Linked DNA regions of Mus musculus: region 2 is linked to region 1. The links are chromatin loops, found by intact Hi-C in ENCODE. Cell type or tissue: heart. All regions are shown on one strand. Each heading gives the region's core, and the rest is flanking DNA. Links, peaks and the distances in the headings are about the cores only. Region 1 overlaps Tex2 (testis expressed gene 2). Region 2 overlaps Milr1 (mast cell immunoglobulin like receptor 1).

Region 1 (8,918 bases), core at 316-8,315:
TAAAATATACATTGATATATAATTTGCTACCGCTTTTAAATGCAAAGAGATACCACCTCAGAGCCCTTCTTTAGTGAGGAAAAAGCTGAGGACTCCAGACCACAGTTTGGCTCAGAGTTCCGAAGCATTGAAGTTCCCTGAAAACCCATGCAAGATTCCAGAACCTAGTTCCAGAAGCACTTCTAAAATCTGTTTCCTCCGTTCCTCAGCCATGAACATGTGTGGCTGCCTTGAGGCTAAGGAGAGGATGGACAGAAGGCAGCCATGTGGTAGCTGTTACTAAACACCAATGTCTTTGTTAATACTGAACACCCTGGTGCGGACTTTGCAGAGACCCGTAGCAGCCTCTCCTCCAGGCCCCCTCTCTAGCCACTGCCACCTCTCCTCTCCAGGCCTCACACCACACACGGGTTTGCCCCAGGGCCCAGCTTTGGCAGGGCCGTGGTGGCCTCACTGTTTCGTTCAGTGCCCACTCAAATGACTGTGCTCTCGGGGAACTTCTAGAAGTTTTCTCTTCTAGTGGGAAGTTTGCTTATAGTACCCAGAGACAAGACGGAGAAATTGAAATCTAGGTTGCTTTAGGCCGAACTTGGCTCCTTCTGAAAGTCATTTATGGGCATTTGTCTTTCAAGCTTGTACTTCCACAAACAGCATGTCTTCTGGTCACCCACTAGTTAAACCACTTTGGGGCAGTAAGGCAGTCAAAATGGATTTCAAGGACCGGGAGTGTAGCTCAGGCGGAGAGCTAAGCATGTGTGAGAGCCTAGGCTCCATCCCCAGCACTGTGGGAGTGGAAGGGAAGGAGGAGTCTACATTTTAGGGGGAAACCTGTAAAGGGTGTTAGCATTCTGTCTATACTCCATCCCACAGTTACCTGGCAACAGCCAGGTGTGCCTGACCCACTAGAAAAGGGGCTGCTTGCCCCCTCCTCTCTCTTGCCTCTCCCTCTTGCTTCCCTTCTCTCCCCACTGCCCCCCCCCACACACACACACACGTGGTCATGGCCAACCTCTACTTCTCTACTCTCTCCCTCGCTCTGCCTTTCTCTGCCTCTACTATCCTCTTAACTCCCCTCCCCATGCCCTAAATAAACTCTAGTCTATACTAGCTCGTCCCTCAGGGGGAAGAGATGCCTCTGCATGGGCCCGCTGAGACACCTCTTTCCCCCATACCTCGCCACACTCCCATAGAACATATCTTATACTTCTCTATCTTTTTATAAACACATCAAAAGGCCTTTAAATAAGTCAGAAGGAATGCATCCTACATGACCGATCCTTTAAATGGATAGTGGGGTGGTTCTGCAATGTACTCAGTGCAGCTTGGGCCAGTGTGTAGTTTTCTCCCCCTTACCTAGGCTTCTGATCTTCCCAGGAGCCAAGTATACCATGTATACCATGACTAGGTCTTGTCCTGGTTGTGTGTGTCTAAATGCATATGCAGCTAAGAATACATGAGGCTGGTTTCTTTTTTTGTTTTTGTTTGGTTTTTTTGTTGTTGTTGTTTCGAGACAGGGTTTCTCTGTATAGCCCTGGCTGTCCTGGAGCTCACTTTGTAGACCAGGCTGGCCTCGAACTCAGAAATCCGCCTGCCTCTGCCTCCGGAGTGCTGTGATTAAAGACGTGCGCCACCTCACCCGACTCTGGTTTCTTTTTAGTAAAAGAAAGTGAATGCCTTCTGCGGCGAGTGAGGGCCCCACCCAGGGCTGTTGAGTATGTTTATTTACTCCTCACTGAAAGGCTTTTTACAGTAGCCTCTGGCATCTGTGTCATTCTTTTAACTACTCCAAAGCGATAGCAGTCAGCCTGCTTTACTGGTAGTCTAAGAAACTGCTGGAATGGGGCTGGAGAGCTAGCTCAACCATTCTTCCAAAGGACTAGAGTTCAAATCCCAGCACCCACACAGAAGCTCACAACCATTTGTAACTCCAGTTCCAAGGCCCTCTGTTGTCTTCTGGCCTCAGTAGGCACTGCACATGCATATAACACAGACCTGTGTCCAGGCAAAAAGAGAGAGCCAGACACACAGATAGGCTGACTGACTGCTGGAAGTTGCCAGAAGTGATAATGATTATTTGAACAAGAAATAAAACATTTGAGCCAGGCATGGTAGTTCATGCTGGCAATCCCAACTCTTGAGACCCTGAGGATGAGACTTAGCCGGAGTCTGAAGCCAGCATAGGCTACATAGTGAGTTCCAGGCCAGCCTGGACTACAAAGTGAGACCTCATCTCAAGAAAGAAATTTTTAAAAAGCCCAAGACAGACCATGATAAAATAATTTACTTTCTCTTGTGTCTGACTCTAGGCACATTTCTCAAGTGGTTTTTACCAGAGGCCGCGTAACTGGAATGAGCCTGTTTAGTGGCTCTCTGAGAGGATAGAACACTGAGTTGTGTTTAGAGCCAGTACTCACCTCCTACACATTTGTTCTGAGCACGTATACTGTGTCCCTAAAGTTCTTGTTGACGTCATAAGGTCGAGGGCATAACATGCACATTTAGTTGTAAAAACTGTGTCTGAGCCAAACATTAGTCACACAGTGGTCCTAGGTTCCACGAAACACGACTCCTATTTTGGATGATAGAAATGCATTTAGTCAAGATCGGACTCCACATCATCTGGTAGCCTAGGCAACAGTATCCGAATCACTCTCTTGAGGCTGCGGAGTGCAGCTTGGCCTCTGTCCTGCAGAGGATTCATTCATTCCGGGCCCTCAGAGCTCAGTGCAGAGCTCAGCTCACTGGTGGGGACATGAGGGTCCACGGCTCAGCAGATCTCACTGTGATCTCAGACGCTTTGTGCTGTGTATGGATGAGGGCCTGCCCCGTGCTAGGCTGTGTGTTAAGCCAGCTTCCACACCTGGCCGCATGAGGCTTGAAGGCTGGCAACACAGCTGTTTGGTGCAGATATGGGTCGGTTGTGTAATCTCTGACAGTTTACATTTCTGATTCTCCTTATCTTAAAAACCCAGTTCAGAGTTTTTTTGAGAATTGAATTTTCTGTATAGATTTGAAACCCAAGAGATCTGTGAGGGTGGCCTTCCCACAGGCTCTCCTAGGCAGTTCTGAACATAAAGGGCACATCACAGAAGCATTCTAAACTAACCTGGCCTGTTGGGGGAACAGGAAGCAGATATTTCAGATGAGGAGGGGCTTCTCAAAGGGACATCCCCTTCAACATTGAAGTCCAGCATGTGGGTGCAGCTCTGGCTCCATTTCAGAGTCGGGGTGAGCCGGATTTCTGTGTCCTGCCTGGGAGGACATCAGTGGGATCTTCTTACAGCCTGCTCTGGTTTCAGGGTGAGAGGCTCAGCCTGGCCCTCTCATGCATCGGCTGTGTGCTCTGCCCTTGACCCCCATTAATCAGGAGACAGTTACCCCAGTGGATTTCTAGTGGCTTAAGGAGGTGTTGAGAACCTGAGGGCAGTGGCAACAGGGAGGCTGGGCCTAAGCTGCACGGTCTTTTCTGAGTACTTTGCCCTGGTCAGCAGTACAAGGCTGTGTTTAGTGATCATTTTGTTGCTCAATAGTGTTCAGAGGCAGCTCTGTCCTTTGTCCCTGGCATGCCTAGCTAAGTCCCTGAGCTATAGAGATGGGGCCCGGGTAGTAATCTCGTAAGCAGGCAGACACCTTTGCTAGGTCAGGAAGCCTCCGGTGCACCTCGCACCTCAGAAGGAAACCTTGATCCCACAGCTCTGCTGGGGACCCTCTGGAACCCTAAAGAGTTTAATGAAGAGCAGTGATCTATAAAGGGGCTAGAAAGCCTGGCCTCTAAAAGTACCTAAGATCTATGTCAGGTGTTTTTTTTTTTTTGTTTTTTTTTTTTTTTTGAGTCCCTTGAGACTTGGCATCTTGTGGCTTTGGGCTTTCTCTGTGACCCCATCCCCAGGAGATGGAGCAGACATGGTGTAATGTATCTAATCTTACCAGTTCAGTCAAAACTAATCTGAGGGGCGATTAAGCCATAGACAAGAGACTTGCCTGCACCCCTCATCCTTAGTAAGGCTGTCACATCACCAGCATTAAGCTGCCATCATAACTGCCGCTAACTGTCCATTCTTCCATTTACCCCACCACCACCACCGCGACCTGGCTCCTACATTTTATGTGACTCCATCCCACTCTACCACCTGTCTCTCTGGTGCATGCTCAAAAGCAAACTGTTCTGAGCTCAAGTCCTCTGCAATCCTGTCAGGGGACTTGGTGCTAGAATTTACTGTGTAAGCAGCCAATCCAAGAACTCTTGGATTCTCTTAGTGACATTGACAACATATGACAGAGGTTTCTTCTTGACCCTCTGTGTGTGTGCGAGCGCATTTGCACATTCGTGCACTGCCGGTGACTTCCTTTCTATGCAGTTGCAGGCCCAGGGCATACTGTCTGGCTGACAGTGATGAAGAATCCTCCAGTGCTGGCTCCTCTGAGGAAGATGACCCACCAGAACCCACTGCTGGAGACAAACAGCCGCTCCCCGGGGCTGAAGGGTGAGTGGATGGGGCTTCTGGAGGCTCTGGTGGTCAAGGGAGCAGCCAGGAGTCAGCCTGTCTTTCCCTTCCCCTCTCAGCTTCTTCCTGCACACTGAGTAAAACACCCTAAAGGGAAGACTTTGGCTTTGCCTTGCAGTGTGAGTAAATATAAGAGGCTTTGAAGGAAAGGCTTGTCTCCAGAAGTGCTGCCAGGTCTTCAGAGAGTGCAGACTGCATACCACCTCCCCCTGGTGGTCCAGAGAGAAAGGAACCCTGCACATCACAGCCTCATCTGCTCGCTGTTGCTCTCTATGGAGCTCAGATGCTTGGGTTATTTCTTTTGTGACTTTTGAGACTGTGGATGACCTAGCTGCTCTTCTGGATCGTGAACTTCCTCTGGGGGCTCTCTGGGTCTGTTCCTTTGGCAATGTAATGGTCAGAGTATATCTCATGCCTTTCTGTAAAGACCTCTACATTATTTAAAAGGAAATAAAGAAACCTAAGGTTTACAGCACCAGGTAATTCAGAAACTTATAAGTGAATAGCAGTCTGCTCTCTTCGAAATTGTACAGAAGGTGAGAAGAGAGCACAGATGTGTGCCCAGCCCAGTTGGTACCTCTTAGAACTATGGTTTAGGGTTAGAGATGCTGTTGGTTGTAGCATGCTCATCCAGCATGTGCACGGCTCTGGGTTCAACCCCAGGATTCAGCACACACACATGTATTTCTGTGGATACTCTATCCATGATGTCTGAAACTCAGAGGATGTGAAGAAGCCAGCTGCCATGCTTCCTGTGTCTGTGATAGTGAGCAGGACCAGAGGCACGTGCTACTGTCCTTGGCTTGCTAGCATATCCACTTGATGTCGCTTTTCCCCTAAGTTCTAAACCTATAAAGGTTCCAAGGCCTTTGAGAGGCTCCAGGCGTTGGTGTGATAGTGCATTGAACTGTTGCTTTGCTGTCTGTCGGGTACAGCGTTAGCTCTGGGTGCTTTCTAGAAACAGAGCTTTCCCAGTAGGACGAGGACTCGTGCTGAGGCTCAGAGTGGCACAAAGGAGCCTTCTCCTGGGTGAGATGACTCTGTCCGGATGTCTGGGTATCCGCTGTCCGGTCAGAATGTTCTGTCTGACCGGTGTGTTCTCTAAAGTAGTTCTCAACCAAAAGGGATTCAGCCCCCACGGAGGGGGGGGGGGTTGAAGGATGGGGGGGGTGGGCACATGTTTGATTATCTCAAAAGGGAGAACACTCTTGCCATCTAATCCTTGGAAGCCAAGGACAGTCCTCCTCAAACAGAGTGCCCTGACCGCTGTGTGTGTCGTGTCGCAGTGGGAAAGCTATGTGGAGTCACAAGGTTCATGCCAGTGGATGGTATTCAGGGCCAGCGAGATGGCTTGACCAACATTTGCTGCCAAGCCTGACAGCCTGACTTTGATCCCTGGGAACCCTACTCCCCCAACACCCACACTAACACGGCTCTGCATTCTGTATTTGAAGGTACGTTGGAGGTCATCGAACAAGCAAGATTATGAGGTTTGTTGATAAGATCACCAAATCAAAATATTTCCAAAAAGCAACAGAGACAGAATTCATTAAAAAGAAGATCGAAGAAGTCTCTAATACACCACTGCTGCTAACTGTGGAAGTGCAAGAGTGTCGAGGGACCTTGGCGGTCAACATCCCCCCACCACCGACTGACCGGATATGGTGCGTATATTCCCTAAGTGATCCCTTTACCACGTGACTATAAAGTCCCAGTCTACTTAACCCTGGACAAGAGCATTTGCCCACTGTTTTTAGTAGACTCCTGTCAATCATTAATCATTGTGTTTTTGTCCATGACTGTCTCTTGTACTTTTTGTTTGTTTGTTTTTTTGGTTTTTTTGAGACAGGGTTTCTCTGTGTAGCCCTGGCTGTCCTGGAACTCACTTTGTAGACCAGGCTGGCCTCGAACTCAGAAATCCGCCTGTCTCTGTCTCCCAAGTGCTGGGATTAAAGGCGTGTGCCACCACCACCCAGCTCTCTTGTACATTTTTAAGGGTGATCTTCATATGTTAGGAAGAGTTAAGGTGAGTGTGAGGTTTGTGGGAGAGGCTGTTTCTGTCCTTGGTCCTCCTCTCTCTTAAGCTGACTCATCCACCATTAATACCAATCGCCCTTTGTAGTTAGCCCCGTCTCTGCCCAGCCTGGGTTGGAGCCACAGCACTGGTTCCGTCTTTCAAGGCCTTCCTGCTTGACAGATGACAGTCATACTTTTAGCAGGTCCAGGCAGGGAGGAGACGCTCCTGGGTGAGGTCTTGGTGTTGTGATAGGAGGCTCTCTAAGGAGGAGGCTCTGGGTGGAAGTACCATTGGGTGGTGCTGAAGATACAGCACCCCCCAGGGATCCTGACTGCTCGTCCAGAGATCCTGAGTTCAAGTCCTAGCAACCACATGGTGACTCACAACCATCTCTAATGGGATCTGATGCTGCCCTTTTGTGTATCTGAAGACAGCTACAGTGTACTCACATACATAAGATAAATTTTTTTTAAAAGTCCACATTTATATACTCCAGAAATAGACACTGCTAAATACCTTACTATACTAGGTTTAAAAGGTTATTCTAAAATAGTGAGTTGATACAACATTTTTTCTTAACTGCTGAGTTTTAAATAGAGTAAGAAACTTGCTTAACATGTTCAAGACCCTTTTTCTGTCCTTCACTCCTCAAAAACATAACCTAAGACACACTAGAAGCACGGCAGTCTGGCATTTTCCTGCGTTTCTATAGCACTGTCAGCAACAGATTACAGGTTTAGGTAGTTTGATAGCGCTCAGTGTCTTATCTAGACTTTTTAAAAACGTTAAATACTGAGTTTATTTCACATGTATATTTCTGTCTCCCCACCATCCCCATGTCTGCCCACCAGTGTGACTACATCCTATCATGACATTCCACTCATACTTACAGCCAAGGAAAGGATGGAGTGCCATCCTTGAAAACCAAACAGGAATTTTAGATAACACATTCTTGGCAATGGGAGCATGGACAGAATTTGTAGAATGCAGTAGGGAAAGCTTTTACTTTGCATTATGAAAGGTCAGGCATCTCGATATCAGCTGCTACAGAAGTGAAGTAAGGCGGGGCGGTGGTGGCTCACGCCTTTAATCCCAGCAGTCCGGAGGCAGAGGCAGGCAGATTTCTGAGTTCAAGGCCAGCCTGGTCTACAGAGTGAGTTCCAGGACAGCCAGGGCTACACAGAGAAACCCTGTCTCATAAAACAAACAAACAAACAAAAAAACAACAAAAAACAGAAGTGAAAACAACAAAAAGCAGAAGTGAAGTAAAATGAGATATTTCAAGCTGTTTAAACCACTTTTTTTTTTGGTTTTTCGAGACAGCGTTTCTCTGTATAGCTCTGGCTGTCCTGGAACTCACTCTGTAGACCAGGCTGGCCTCAAATTCAGAAATCTCCCTGCCTCTGCCTCCTGAGTGCTGGGATTAAAGTTGTGCACCACCACACCCGGCTTTTTTTTTTTTTTAATTTATTTATAAGGGTACACTGTAGCTGTCTACAGACACACCAGAAGGAGGGCATCAGATCCTGTTACAGATAGTTGTGAGCCACCACGTAGGTGCTGGGAACTGAACTCAAGACCTCTGGAAGAGCAGTCAGTGCTCTTAACTGCTGAGCCATCTCTCTAGCCGCCTTAAACCATTTTCTTATAGAGGTCTTCTCCACTGCCAGAAGTCTCCAGTACCCTCCTGGCTGGTCATTGGAAGCTATTCTTCACACGATTTATGAACTTGGCTCCACTGTTTGTTTTTTTTAAAGGAACCCCCTCCTCTTTTCTAGACTTGTTTACATTTTTGCCATAATATCTTCTACAGAACCAGGTCCTTTTCGTGTTTGGGAATTCTTTTCTGTCTTTTGAAGGATTCTTTGGATTCTTAATCTTGGTGTAGGTAGATTGGAGGTTTTCCATTTTGGCTTGTGTTTAGTGAGTTTTTTAGGAGAGTGTCTCATAGATTTCTTCCGTGGAGCTTTTTCTTCAGTTTCCTTATCATCTTCTTCATCATCATCATCTCTATCACTGTCATCATCTGCATCACATTTTACTTTTTTCTGTGGAACCTGGTTCCCGCCTCCAGGAGCAGAACACTTCGTGGGCACACAAAGAGCTTTACACCCTGCTCATCCTCATCTTCTGACTCTACATCTTGCTCTACACTGCTAGGTGCTGTCCACTAATGTGCATGGGTCCTGAGCCACACTTCCACCTTCAGACCACAGCTGGTGTACTTTCAAAGCCCTCAAGGGAACCGTGTTGTGCAGTCATTGCCAGTGTGACTTTGAATGAGGTGCCTTCATAACTCGTTGCTTCTGCGTGCTTTCATCTCTTGCCCTAGCCCCTCATGGATGGATTGTAATGATAACTGATTGTCCTAGTTAGGGTTTCATTGCTGTGAAGAG
Region 2 (8,787 bases), core at 1-8,000, 260 kb before region 1:
TCCAGCCCAGAGCGCCGTTTGCATGGAGCTGTCCCGTCTCTCTTCTCCAGATGAAAAGTTCCTTTCATCTTCCCTAGTCTTATGTTCCTGGCACTTTGGAAGAAGTTAGTTGCATTGTAGAGTGAGCCTTTGAGCAGTTCTTTCTGAACTTTTCCTGACTGTTGTATTTGTGCCCTGCCAGGACTATGACAGAGCTGGTGTGCCCTTCTCTGGACACATTAGGAAACACCACCAGGTGTTAGTGTGGTATCTTACATCACTTGGTTAAAACGGTGTCTTTTAGGTTTCGCCGGTGTATATCCATTTATTTTTTTTTTTAATGTATTTTATTCTGTGTGTGGGTGTTTGACCTGCTTATATCTCCGTGGCCCATACGCATGTAGTGCCCAAGAGGCCATCAGATCCCCTGGAACTGGAGTTACACATATACCCCGCCATGTGAGTGCTCAGACTAGAACCCCGGTCCTCTGCAAGAACAAATTCTCTTGACCCCTGATCCATCTCTCCAGCCCTGTGCAGTGTATTTCCATTTATATCTCAGGATGAAACCCAAGTCTTAGTGAACATAAATTCAGGAGCCAGTCAAGTAAGTAGGACATGCCTTGAACCCCAGAGCACCTGAGGTTGAGACAGGAGATTTCAAGGTGAGACTGGCTTAAAAAATAAAATTGGGTTTTTGACATGACTTGGCTGGTAAAAGCACTTACTATGGATCTTAACAGCTGAGTTCAGTTCCTGTAGCCCAAGTAGTGAAACTAGCAACTATGAACCCACGTAGGTCCTGTGACATCAGATGTACTTGTGACCCCCCCCTCCCCATTATCACACACGCTTAATAATAGTGAAGGAACTATTTAAACAAGTGTTCCCTTTCCAGCTGTGCAGTGGTGGCACACGCCATTGATCCTAGCTCTCAGGAGGCAGAGCCAAGTGGATCTCGTAGTTGGAGGCCAGCCTGGTCCACAGAGCAAGTTCCAGGACAGCTAGAGCTATACAGAAATCCTCTCTCAACAAAAGAAAACAACAACAAACCCCTAGATGTTGCCTTTCCAAACAGCATTGAAAAGGTTCCGAGACCTAGGTCCACTCCCGGTGACTGGAGCTGCGAGGGTTGACATTTTTAAAAAGAAAGTGTTATTTTTGGGGCCCGGGGCTCAGCAGTGTCCTGTCATGGAGTAGGCGCTTTATAAAGTGAATCTGTGATTCATTCTGATTGCATAAGTCTAAAATATATGACTTTAAGAAAAAGTTCTGCTTGCCAGTCAGAGTGGCACAAGCTTTGAATCCCGGCACTTGAGAGGTACAGGTAGGTTGATCTCTTGAGTTCAAGGACAGACAGAGCTACACGGTGAGACAAACACAAGATCCACGCGCGCGCACAGAAAATAGAAGGTTCTGCTAATGGTACTTTTATTTTGTTTTCTTCTATGAAGGGTCGAGATGGGCGGAAAAACGTGGTTCCTTGCGTTCTGTCTGTAAGTGGGGACGTAGACCTGGGCACGCTGGCTTACCTCTACGATTCCTTCCAGCTGGCAGAGAACTCCTTTGCCAGGAAGAAGAGCCTCCAGAGAAAGGTGCTTTTGCGATTTCACACAGTCTCGAAAAAACAAAGTTATGTGGGGGTTTTTGGTTTTGTTTTGTTTTTTTTATTCTTACACATTAACAGTGCTTCCCTTTTTCCTCTTGTCCCTTAATTGCTTCAGGTGCTTAAACTTCACCCTTGTTTAGCCCCTATTAAGGTCGCTTTGGATGTGGGGAAAGGCCCAACGGTAGAACTCCGACAGGTGAGTTGCCACGACTTCTTACAACTGTGTGTGCGCACGGGCGGTTTGGAGGTCAGAAGACAGCTTAGGCTTAGGCATTGATCCCTTCTTCCATCCTGTGGGTCCTCGGCTTGGCAGGAACTTTCCCCTCTGAGCCATCTTGCCACCAGTTGCTAAGCAGTGGTCCGGAAGCAGTTTGTGTAGCTGACTTTTGCAGTGCCCTGCTGGGGTTTCCCAGGCTGTTCTTCTTTCTCCTGATGTGGAAATAAAATCCCCAGGGCACAATTCCCACAGTTCCCACCTTCCCATGCCTTACAGCTAACATGGCTGCTTCCAACCATAGGGTTTTTGTTTTCTGTTTTGTGTTCTGGACGATAATGGTGATAATTCTTTGTTGGTATCAAACTATTTCTTGGTAGATCTGCAGTCAATACTCGGTTGGCATTGCTTAATTTCTTTTTTCCCCCCTCTAGCCCTGCTCATTCCCGCCCGCTTAATTTCTTTACTTTTAGAGGCAATATGCAGTTTCTAAAGTGTTCAGTGTGTAAACTCTAACACTATATAACCAGGAACATTATAACCAGTTTACACGTGGCTTACAGTTTCACAAGCCCTTTTCTTTAGTATTTGAAGTCTCTTTTGTTTTCCTCCAGGTTTGTCAAGGGCTACTTAATGAGTTACTAGAAAATGGGATTTCTGTGTGGCCTGGCTATTCGGAAACTGTCCATTCCTCATTAGAGCAACTCCATTCAAAGTAAGAATTCCCTTTCTTCTCATTGTTTAGTTTTGATTATATGTTTCATTCTACAGATAGAAACAATCTCTTCTAAATGTAATCTGCAAAATGGGGCTGGAGGGAGGCTTAGTGGTTGAGTGCTTACTGTTCTTCCAGAGTCTAAGTCTGGTTCCCAGCCTCCAAGTTAGGTGGCTCAGAGCTGCAGCCGCTCAGGGATTCAGCAACCTCCTCTGTCCTCCACAGGCACTGCACACACACACACACACACACACAAAACATAAATCCTTAAAAATAGCAAATGATTAGTGAGCAACACCTCGGCATTGGAGAACAGTGTCTGCTGTTGTAGAGGGCCAGAAGTCGGTTCTCAGCACCCACACGGAGGCTCACAGACTTCTGTAACTGTAGGCTCCTGGCTTCTGTGGGTACCAGGCACACAGATGGTGTACATACAGGCAAGCAAACGTAAAATAGAAAGAAGTCAATCTTTTTACAAAATGCTCCTAGCTCTTCCTTTTATAAGACCTTGTGCCTTGAGCTGATTGCCATAGGAAAGAAGAGTACTGTCAAGTATTTCTTTTTTTTTTTTTTTAATTTATTTATTTATTATATGTAAGTACACCGTAGCTGTCCTCAGACACTCCAGAAGAGGGAGTCAGATCTCGTTAGGGATGGTTGTGAGCCACCATGTGGTTGCTGGGATTTGAACTCTGGACCTTCGGAAGAACAGTCGGGTGCTCTTACCCATTGAGCCATCTCACCAGCCCCTGTCAAGTATTTCTATGTTCACCTCAGCTTCTCCAGTTTCAGGGATGAAAGTTAGGTGTATAGAATCAGAACCGAAGTAACATGAATGGAAGGCCTTTCCTGGCTTTTTTATGACGAGGTAATCATCTCTCACTGAAAAATCCAACATCTGACACTTCTGAGCACTAACATTTTTATAAACGAAAATTTCCATATGACCTGACCTATGACAGACTATAGTCAAAACAAAGACGCTGTCTAAAATTACCTTTAAGCTGTATGTATAAGGTACATCTTATATGAAACAGGAGTAAATTTCATATTCAGACGTTGGTCCTAGCCCCAGGAGAATTAATTATATAATTAAATATTCAGTGTGTTTTGTTTTTGTTTGTTTAACTCTAAAACACATCTGGTCTAAGCATTTCAGATAAGGGATATTCAGTCTAAGACATCTTCATTGCTTCCCCCAATCCAGTCCACCACCACATGGTGAGAGCTTAACTCCTCAGTCTCAACCTCTGTCTGTCTGTCTGTCTGTCTGTGCACACAACATCTCACCTATTCTCAAGATCTCTCAATACAGAGTCTCAAACTGTAACCCAGACTGACCCTAAATCTTCTGTCTCTCGTGCTGGCCTCAGAATCATGGACAGCCCTTTCCTCATCTGGAGTGCTGAGGTTATAGGTGTGATCGCACATACACCTAGCTTCTGTATAGATCTCAACACTGCTCTGCCTTCCCACCACCACCCAGATCAAAGTCACTAATATTTTGTCAGGATTTTTAAAATATCTTATAGTTAAATTCTCTCTAGTATTGCCAATTTGCAATTTTATTTCTTTTTTTTAATAAAAATAATTTATCCTTTTATGCTTATCTTGATTTTTAAAAATTAGCTTTTTGTGTTGAATGTATATCTAAGATTAGGAAATTTTGTGTTTTGTTCTTCTACTTTGTCGGCGTGGTAACTCATACCTTCCATCTCAGCACTCTGTAGGCTGAGGCAGGAGGATGACAAGGATCAGGCCAACTTGAGTTACATAATGAGATCCTGTATCTAAAAAGCAATGCATAACTAAAATATACCTTCCAGATACTATCTGCAGGGAAACAGCTCTCAGCAGGAGCAACAGACCCCGGTGTGTGGCTTAGATAGCTCGGGGCGGGGTGAGCACAAGGCCTGGGTTTTATAGACTCTAGCAAGGGCAAAATGGGAATGGAAGAACTGGTGTTTGTTCAGATATAAAACGAAGGAGGGGAACTTGAACTTCCTAGTTTCTGTGTGCTCTAAAGTCTTGTTTGTTGGGAGGGAGTGTCATTTAAATTTTTCTCTAGGTTTCTTTCTCTCTGTGGGTGTGCCATGACACATATTTGCAGTCCAGAATCCTTTTGTTGTTGTTGTTGTTGTTGTTGTTACTTTTTTTTAATTTAGTACATGAGTATTTTGCCTGGATGCATATCTGTGCACCATGTGTGTGCAGTGCTCACAGAGGACAGAAGAGGGCACCAGATCCCCAGGAACTGGAGTTACAGGGTTTTTGTGGTTTTTTGTTTTGTTTTGTTTTTGTTTTTTGAGACTGCATCTGTGGGGATCCCTGCAAACTCTGCAACCTGCAGCAATATAATCCTGGGAGAGACGGGAGTGGAACTCGGTTCAGCCCAACTCAGCCAGTGCTAGGTCAGACTTCCGGAGTCTCACACCAGGTGCTTTCATTTAGTCATATTTACGCGCTGTACAATTTTGGAAAAGTTTCCTGAAGACAGTTAACTCAGTCCCTAGTGTAAAACAAGGCTTAAGAAGCATTTACATGGGGGGGCTGGTGAGATGGCTCAGCAGTTAAGATCGCCGACTGTCCTTCCAAAGGTCCTGAGTTCAAATCCCAGCAACCACATGGTGGTTCACAACCATCTGCAATGAGATCTGATGCCCTCTTCTGGTGTGTCTGAAGACAGCTACAATGTACCTAGATATAATAATAAATAACTCTAAAAAAAAAAAGTATTTACAGTGTAACTCTGTACAAAGTCCATATGCTTCTCCCATAGAGATGGGTTCTGCTGACTTAGAAACAATGCCCTAGATAAGGCTCTAGGAGAAGGTCTGAGGGAGTCAGGGTTGGCCCAGCCCTAAGAGAATTTAGAAGTCACTTAGCTGTGAAGTGACATCTCAGAGGTGGATTTTATGGAGTGAGAAGCAATGCTTAAGATTTTGGGGGTAGCCTGGAATAAACAAAAGTAATATTCCGGGGTATTCAGGTGATGCCTGGCCCTACAGATTACAAAACATCACCAGACTGTAACCTGCACCCTTTTCGCATTTCAGATGGAAGACAGGTAAACATGTCCTTCCTTTGAAGAGAGGAGTATTCATGTTTTAACCATTCCTGGTTCCCTAGTACTTATCTGTATGCAACGTACGTCCTCTATAGCATCTCAGCCTTGCCCTGGGCTGGCCTTGAACTCAGTATGTAGTTGAGTATTATTACCTTGAACTTCGATTGTCCTGCCTCCCCTTCCTGAGTGTTGGGATCATAGACATATAATCCACATGCCTAGTTTTTAAAAACTGAATGTTTGGGGCCAGAAAGAAGGCTCAGTAGTTAAGAGCACTGGCTGCTCTACCAGAGAACACAGATTTGGTGACCAGCACTCATGTGGCAGCTCACAACTGTTCATTAACTCCAGTTTCAGGGCATCCAATTCCCTCTTGTGGCCTCCGTAGGCACCAGGCCCATGCAGATATACATACAAGTAAAACACTCATGTGCGTAAAGTGAAAATCAGTAAGATGGTTTTGGTTTTTTGGTTGGTTGGTTTTGGTTTTTTTGATTCAGGGTTTCTCTGTGTAGCCCTGGCTGTCCTGGAACTCACTCTGTAGACCAGGCTGGCCTCGAACTCAGAAATCCGCCTGCCTCTGCCTCCCAAGTGCTGGGATTAAAAGCACGTGCCACCACTGCCCGGCAGTAAAATGTTTAAAAATTCATCTTTAGTAGATTTTGGAAAGCGGGAAGGCTAGTGTTTCATTCAATGATTAACGAATTAGAAACAGCAAGTAACATGTTAAGTCATAAATGGAGTATGGATTTGTTGTGATCTGTTGTATTCCAAATCCTTATGTTTTTTTAATATGGTTTATTCTAAGAGAGTTTTGTCTGCAAATAGTTTGCTATCATTAAAGTTGAATTCAAAACACTGAGGTCATTGAGGAATTCATTTATAGTACCCCTTCAGGTGCCATCTATAGTACCCCTTTAGGTGCCAACACAGTAAGCTCAAACCTTCCCTTTGAGTATGCTTTAGAAGTGGGAGTGGGGGTAGGGCATGATTCGGCCCTTCGTAAAGGACCACCTGACTGAGCTGAGAGCAGCTCAGGCTCAGGGGTGTCCATGAGATGAGGAGCTGATGTCTGCCCAGGCGCTCATGCGTTTCATTGAACCGTTCTCTCAGGTACGATGAGATGAGTGTCCTCTTCTCAGTTCTGGTCACTGAGACTACGCTGGAAAATGGGCTAATCCAGCTGCGGAGCAGAGACACCACGATGAAGGAAATGATGCACATATCCAAGCTGAGAGACTTCCTGGTCAAGTACCTAGCGTCAGCTAGCAATGTGTAGGTCTTCATATTCTCTAATAAATATTCTCTGTTGAGTTCATTCGCTTACATTAATACAGTTTTGGACTTTTGTATTTATAAAGTAGATATTTGATTCATTTTTTATTGTCCTTTTGATATGGTCTGTAGTGGTTTGAATATGGCCCCACGGAGTTTCACTATTTGGAGGTGTGGCCTTGGAGTACGTGTGTCACTGTGGGTGTGGGCTTTAAGATACCTGCCTGGACACTGCCATGCTCTTGCCTTGATGATACTGGACTGAACCTCTGAACCTGAAAGCCAGACCCAGTTAAATGTTGCCCTTTATGAGAGTTGCCTTGGTCATGGTGTCTGTTCACAGCAGTAAAACCCTAACTAAAGACATGGTTTATTAAGAACACAAAACTAGCCAGGCATAGTGGTATGCACCTTTCTTCCCAGCACTCGGGTGACAGCGGCAGGCAGATCTCTGAGTTTGAGGCCAGTCTGGTTTACAGAGTGAGTTCCAGGACAGCCAGGGTTACACAGAGAAACCATGTCTTAAAAAAGAAAAAGAAAATCTCTCCAACTCCAATTTATTTAATTATGTGTTTAGGTGTGTCTGTGCACATGAGTGTAGTGCCTGCAGATGCCAGAAGAGGGCGATGGATCCTTTGGAAACAATGTTATTGGCAGCTTGAGTTGTGGGATGTAGACTCTGGACTCAAACTCCCATCCTTTGGAAGAGTAGTGTCTGCTCTTTTTTTTTTTTTTTTTTTTAGATTTATTTATTATTATACATAAATACACTGTAGCTGTCTTCAGATGCGCCAGAAGAGGGCATCAGATCTTATTATGGTTGGTTGTGAGCCACCATGTGGTTGCTGGGATTTGAACTCAGGACCTTGATGGAAGAACAGTCCGTGCTCTTACCCACAGAGCCATCTCACCAGCCCTAGTGTCTGCTCTTAACTGCTGAACCACCTCCTCGGCCCCAAGATAATTGTGTTGGGAAGGGAGAAGGTGGAAGGCCACAAAACCTAAGTATGTTTTAACTCTTATCAAGCCTGGCTACTTGGATAACAAGATTAGTGCCCAAATTAGCCAAAGAAATAGTGTCCAGATGTGTAAAATACACTCACTATAGGTGACCAGGTTAAATCTTTTTTTGATTTTGTGTTTTAAGACAAGGTCTTGCTATGTAGTCCCAGCTGGCCTCAAACTCAGGATCCTCCTGCCTCAGCCTAGAATGGAACTCTTAAGTGCCAGGTGAGTTTCCTATTTTCTCATACACAGCTTACTGGAAAGTCTTTACACTGGGATACAGTCAGTTTCTTCACACTTCAGTGGGTGAGTTCAGAGTAGATGTAATCAGCTTTTCCATCCGTACCACCTTCTGAAATTGAAGAGAGACAATAACTCAGTAAGCTACAGCCATGAGTTCATAGAAACTCTTAAAAAGAACGCCCTTCTCGGGTGTGTTGGCTTAGGGGCCAACAGCACTGGCCACCAAGCTTGATGACATCAGTTCTATGCCAGGGCTCCACACGGAGGAAGGAGAGAGCTGTCTCCTCCAGCTTGTCCTGACTTCCTGCACATACCATGGCATATGCTGGCCCATACACAAGAAGTAAATATAATAGATTAGTTTTATTTAAAATCCCCATTTCTAGATGGGCAACCTGAAAGAAGCAAGTATTAACTGGTCTTTTCCAGTTTAATAACAATTTATTCTGTGTGTGTGTGTGTGTGTGTGTGTGTGTGTGTGGTGTATATGGGGGGTCATGAAGGCCATAGGAGGCCATTACATTTCCCGTCCTATCACTTCCTACCTTATTCTCCTGAGATAGGGTCTTTCACTAAACCTGAAGCTAGGCTGGATGCCAGTGAGCCCCAGAAGTCTCTGCATCTCTGCATCTCACAGGCCCAAGCACAGCTTTTTGCATAAGAGATCAGGATTCAAACTC

The links. A loop is a pair of places that touch in the nucleus more often than their neighbours do. Peaks named below come from ENCODE experiments on the same cell type or tissue, not always from the same donor. Only the 100,000 strongest peaks of a DNase experiment are listed, where the experiment ranks them.
Region 2: a loop joins it to region 1, with 2.0 times the contacts of the local background. A loop is called at or near these places in 5 of 42 quality-filtered maps.

What each region holds. Positions count from the first base shown.
Region 1 is chr11:106,509,153-106,518,070 of GRCm38, reverse strand. It overlaps Tex2 (testis expressed gene 2), which reads left to right. Exons shown (of 12, transcript NM_198292.3): 9 at 4,359-4,484; 10 at 5,960-6,169. It also overlaps the pseudogene Gm17925. Among named protein-coding and RNA genes, the nearest start is that of Gm22711, 12 kb to the right of the region's middle. In heart, for the core only: a CTCF peak has its summit at 4,710 (motif pointing left); no DNase peak of the experiment used is centred there; H3K27ac peaks cover 1,934 bases.
Region 2 is chr11:106,766,382-106,775,168 of GRCm38, reverse strand. Milr1 (mast cell immunoglobulin like receptor 1) reads right to left here. Exons shown (of 7, transcript NM_001033435.3): 7 at 7,404-8,216. The coding sequence ends at 8,164. It overlaps Polg2 (polymerase (DNA directed), gamma 2, accessory subunit), which reads left to right. Exons shown (of 8, transcript NM_015810.2): 5 at 1,434-1,574; 6 at 1,704-1,784; 7 at 2,417-2,517; 8 at 6,698-6,965. The coding sequence ends at 6,863. Among named protein-coding and RNA genes, the nearest start is that of Polg2, 8.8 kb to the left of the region's middle. In heart, for the core only: CTCF peaks have their summits at 4,736 (motif pointing right) and 7,467 (motif pointing right); no DNase peak of the experiment used is centred there.